2 separate regions of the Homo sapiens genome follow, and region 1 is linked to region 2. Evidence: chromatin loops called from intact Hi-C (ENCODE). Cell type or tissue: Caco-2. All regions are shown on one strand. Links, peaks and the distances in the headings refer to the core of each region. The heading gives the core; the rest is flanking DNA. Region 1 has its middle 180 kb from the start of SH3BGRL. Region 2 overlaps HMGN5 (high mobility group nucleosome binding domain 5).

The links. Hi-C counts contacts between places; a loop is a spot of excess contacts. Peaks named below come from ENCODE experiments on the same cell type or tissue, not always from the same donor. Only the 100,000 strongest peaks of a DNase experiment are listed, where the experiment ranks them.
Region 1: it touches region 2 in a loop (21-fold over the local background); 56 of 110 quality-filtered maps call a loop at or near these places.

What each region holds. Positions count from the first base shown.
Region 1 is chrX:81,376,200-81,379,013 of GRCh38, reverse strand. No RefSeq gene overlaps it. Among named protein-coding and RNA genes, the nearest start is that of SH3BGRL, 180 kb to the right of the region's middle. In Caco-2, for the core only: a CTCF peak has its summit at 1,483 (motif pointing right); no DNase peak of the experiment used is centred there.
Region 2 is chrX:81,173,225-81,176,038 of GRCh38, reverse strand. All of the region lies in intron 1 of HMGN5 (high mobility group nucleosome binding domain 5), which reads left to right. Among named protein-coding and RNA genes, the nearest start is that of HMGN5, 27 kb to the left of the region's middle. In Caco-2, for the core only: no CTCF peak of the experiment used is centred there; no DNase peak of the experiment used is centred there.

The DNA of each region.
Region 1 (2,814 bases), core at 225-2,724, 200 kb before region 2:
TTCAGCCATAAAAAAGAATGAAGTACTTATAACATGCTACAACATGGATGAAACTTGAAAGCATTATACTACATGAAAAAAGCCAGTCACAAATGGCCATTTATTTCATGATTCAATTTATATGAAGTGTCCAGGAAAGACAAATTCACAGAAACAGAAAGTAGATTAGTAGTTGCCAAGAACTTGGAGGAGAGAGTAATAGGAACTGACTGTTAATGAGCATGGAGTTTATTTTTGGGGTAACCAAAATGTTCTGAAATTAGATAGTGGTGATGATTGCACAACTTTGTGACCATACTAAAAACAAATGAAACAAAAATGTACAAACAAACATTGTACATTTTAAAGTGAAACAGATGTAATTTATGGTGCGTGAATTATAAATCTGTTATTAAAAAATACTCTGGGCATCAGTAGCCAAAATTATACTATAAATAATAGTCTTGGCTGTGCCCAGTGGCTCATGCCTATAATCCCAACACTTTGAGGGGCAGAGGAGGGAGGATCCCTTGAGCCCAAGAGTTACAGACCAGCCTGGGCAACATGGTGAAAACCCCTGTCTACAAAAAATATTTTTTTCATTAGCCCAATGTGGTGGCACATGCCTGTAGTCCCAGCTACGCGGGAGGCTGAGGTGAGAGAATCACCTGTGCCAGGGAGGTTGAGGCTGCAGTGAGCCGTGAGCACCCCGTGCCACTGCACTCCAGCCTGGGCAACAGAGTGAGACCCTGTCTCAAAAAAAAATGTTGAGAATAATAGAAGCTGGCATAAGAAGCATATTTCCACCTATGAGCTTCATAGACTAGACTAGGGAGGTAAAGCATCACAGACAATAATACAGTCTTACTCCAGCTATGGTTTCTTAGAAAGGGTTCTGAGAACAGAATATCTGAAAAATGAGGGTGCATGCGTCCTTCTTTAGACTTAGAATCCTGGAAGACAGTAGCTTCCCTGCATCAACATGTTAACAGGGATGGAGGGAACTTCACATGGCACAGCATGATAAAGGGGTAGTTATATTTTCTCATACTACCAAAAAATGATGAAGTACAACAAGAGAGGGGATGGGAGAGAGAGGGAGAGAAAAAGAGAGAAATCCTGACGGGTTGTGATTTTGATTTTGAGAAGTAAATACTGCAGAGGGTGGGGGATTAGGTGAAGTGTAGTTTGGGCAAATAAAATATGTATTTGAAGCCATCTCAGCAGGTTCTAGCATAGGGGAAACATTAGCTAAAGAGAGATGGATTTCCACGCTTTAGCGGATGCCAGTATGGACAGACATTAATGACTAAGTGCCTCCTTGCAGATGCCATGATACTATTTGAGCAGCTGGAAATGTTTATGCCACACTGGGGAAAGAGGATGAGGTGAGGACAAGCTCTTGTTAGACTGAATTTGAGCCCTAAAATAACTGAGAAACCTTAAAGTTACTTGAGCTTACCCAGAATTGATTAATAGCAAATTTCAGCCACTAGGTGGACTCAAAACCCAAGGTTGAAATGAAGTTTGGTTATGGAAAAATAATGACTTTTGGAACACTTGAATAAATGGCTTACGAAAGTCAGTATTCCTGCGTAAATTCTACTAATATAGTAGAACAAATTTTAAAACTTTACTGTCAAATTTAAATGTGTAATCAAAAACTACTCATATTTTCTTCTTTCATGAATGAACTTCCAGTCCCTTATGCAAGTTTTATTTCTAGATAACAGAATCCAGGATTGGATAAGACTTCATAAAACACCTGGTCTCATGCACTCTCCTTAACTGTACCTACGCCCTCCCTGAATATCTTCAGTGACATAGAAATTCAGAATTCATAATGCAGCCCATCCTATTTTGGACTGTTCTAATTGTTCGAATATTTTTTTAATGATCCAAAATCTATCTTGAATGCCTATAAGCTGGTCCTAATTCTGGTATGATTAATTTATTTATTCCTTTGATAAATATGTAACAGACACCATGCTAGGCCTGGAAGTTGTAACAGGAAACAAGACAGGCATAGTGTAGAGGCTAAGACACACATTAAACACAGATCAAGCACCCTTATCTTTCCCTGGCTTACACAAAAGCTGTGGGTTATAAAGGAATTTAGGAGAAAGCGAATACAACAGACCACCTTTTCACAAGTAGTGCCTGTTTGTCAAGATAGTTATTGAAATAAATGGTTCATGAAATCTGAAATAGATGGGAAGGAAAGTGAAAATAGAAGGAGGCTACCATAAAGGAAAAAGTCAGAGGTATCAATGGACTAGAAGTCAAAGAACTATTATGGTAGGAGTGTTTGCATAAACACTCTGGAAGATAGGAGACTCTCATGAGAAAATAGGATGCTTGATGAAGATTAGCACATTTGGGGGTATCTTCAGTAACAACATCTCTGGAAGTTAGTCAGTACTACAGCATAATCTAACATCTTCATTTCCAACTGTTAAGGACTGAGTGTATCTCCCCCAAATTTATATGTTATAATTATACCCAATAATATGATATATTCAGAAGCAGAACTTTTGGGAGGTAATTAGAGTTAGATGAGGTCAGGTGGGTAGGGTCCTCATGATGTGATTAGTATCCTTATAAGAAGAGAGGGTGACCAGAGCTCTCTCCACCACATGAAGATACAATGAGAAGGTGGTAGTCTGAAAGCTAGGAAGAGGGCTTACTATGAACAGAATCTCTCACCTTGATCTCGGACTTCTCGCCCCCACAACTGTGAGAAAATATGTATCTGTTGTTTAAGCCATCCATCTATGTTATTTTATTATAGCAGCCCCAAAAGACTAAGACAGCAACCTAGAAACTGTTTTCTGG
Region 2 (2,814 bases), core at 208-2,707:
GGTGTCTGTCGGCCCCTACTGGGAAGTGTCTCCCAGTTAGGCTACACAGGGGTCAGGGACCCACTTGAGGAGGCAGTCTGTCCATTCTCAGAGCTCAAACACCATGTTGGGAGAACCACTGCTCTCTTCAGAGCTCAGTTGGAAATGCAGAAATCACCCGTGTTCTGGGTCGATCATGCTGGGATCTGCCGACTGGAGCTGTTCCTATTCGGCCATAGTTCCATGTAGCTGGGAGAGGCCTCACAATTATGGCAGAAGGTGAAGGCACTTCAGTGGAAAGCAGGGGCTCCAACGGGGTAAAGGCATGCTCCATAACAGATTATTGGCCTACAATAGCGGGTGGAGCCACAGAGTTGGGAGCACAGGCTGCGGGAGCTAAGGCGATTGACTGCTTGGCATGCGGCTGAGGAGCCTCTGGGATATATAAATTTTCAAAATTTATTTAAGGGTTATGGAATCAATATATTTAAGTGATCCTGAAGACATGTTTTCATCTTACATTTATGAAATTTCTTCAAACTCCTTATAAAAATTAAAATAAAACATGATTGTTTATTTTCCTTTCCACAAGTCTCGTAACTCTACAAATAAAGAAAATTAACTTAAAACTATAGTTAACCAAAACTATATTTCATAGGCCGTTAGTCTAGAATAATGATAAGTAATACACACATACACACACACACACACACACAAATAGAATTGTTCTGTGTTCAAATACTTTGCTAAATACCTGTTTCCCATATTTATTTAGCCATAGAACAGATTTTTTAATTCCAGCACCATTCTATTAACATTTAGTATTCTGAGGGACACCAGTTTGAGTAACACTGGTTTCGCATAATACATTCTTAGTGAATCCACATTGACTTTTAGTAACATCCATTTCTTTTTCCAAAGTGCTTTTTAATACATTTAGAATCTTTCTTAGACTTCCACTCTTATGTTCAAATAAATAAATCATATTCTTCCATCATCAGTCTTCTGAACTCTCTTTTATTCTTCTTAGTAAGATTACTAATAGTTGTTGATCAGTTTCATTTACTAATCTTCTCACTACTTATTCTAAGTTGTTCCCCCCTACCTTGTACAGCTTGAGAATTATGACAAGAGTATCATGTGTGAATGCAGAGTCTATTTATAAGTTTTTGGAATGGAGTCATATACTACATATACTATAAAGCAGATAAATGCTACTCTTAGGAAAAAAATACATTGCAGAAAAGAACACTTCTATTTCTACACTACAAGACTTTAAAATACTTATTAAATTATTTATTATATGGCAAGCAGTGTGTATTTTATGTACTTTCATTTTTTCATTTAACTCTTCATAGAAATCCTATGAAATAGGTATTATTATCCTTATTTGATGGAGGATAAATCTAAGACATAATATTTAAGCAATTTGCTCAAGGTCATGTAACTAGTAAAGAGAGAAGCAATGTTTCAGAAGTAGATGTATTTTATTCTATGTTTTTAACTACTATGCTATACTGCCTCCCTGAGGACAAACTTTATATTTATTCCTTAGTATCTCAGAATGCCTAGTATAGTAGTTGCTCAAAAAATATTTACTGAATGAATAACTATATAAACAAATGTATTTCAGCTGGGTCAAGGGACTTTCATGCATTCAAAGAATTTATGTACTCTAGGAAAATATCTCTTTCCATCTTTAAACGCCTATTTACTAGTGTTATTCTACCCTTATCAGTCTGTAGAAGTCTGTCTAAATACTATGAGTGTCTTTCAAAATTAATTCTTGAAATTCTGTAAATTAAATAAAAAGGAAAAGGAGATTTTAAAAACAGCTTAACAGATTTCTGCATACCCTTTAATAAAGGACTGTATGATGTGTGAGGTCTCTGTGGATAAACACATAAGTGTAATAAACATTTTTTTAAGATTTATTTCTTATTTTCCTATAATGAGACTATTATTTTACTAGAGAGTGATCATCTTACATATGATAATATTAATATCTTTTGTTAACTTAGGAGAAATTACAGAAAAAAATTTCTAACTTTATGGAAGTCTCTCAGTTCACTGTCTTAATTTAACACATATCTCCAGGAGTTCACATCATAAAGACAAACAAATCTAAGTGAGTAATTCTAACATAAGATAACGATAAATGCAATAAAATAGACACAAGTAAGATGTTATGGGAAGAGATTCACTAAGATAAGGTGGACTTGAAAAGGTTACATTCATTCAAAGACAGTTTACTGGATAACTACCACTTGCCAGGCACTGTGCTCATTATGAGAGAGACAGCAATGCCTTAAAACAAGATTTCTACACTTTAGGAGTTCATAGCTTTGTAGGAATTACCAATAAGAAACAAAAAGTATAGTACTCACTGAGGAGTGTTATAGAAAATAGTATATATATAAAACACACAAAATAGCGTGGAAGCACAAGAAAAAGAAATATTAAATCTTCTTGAGAGAAATGGAAAAGATTTGCTGAGGAGCTAATTTTCCTATTTTAAACTGTTTTTATTTATCTTGTTTTCAATGTGTAATATAGTCACATGTCTCAAAATAAAGCAACATAACAAGGTTTCTATTCAGAAGTCCCATTTCTATCCTTTCTCAATCTACATGGCTCCTCCTACCCCTCCATTAACTGCTTTTATTCAATATTGTGGCTACTTCGAGTGTTTCTTTATGTAAAAGCAAGAAAATTATGACATACTTCATTTTCATTTCCAACCTTTATTTATTACAAAGGTAGTATACTATAGATACTCTACCTTTCCTTGCTTTTTTTCACTGAACTCTGTATCCTGAAACCTTCTCATATCAG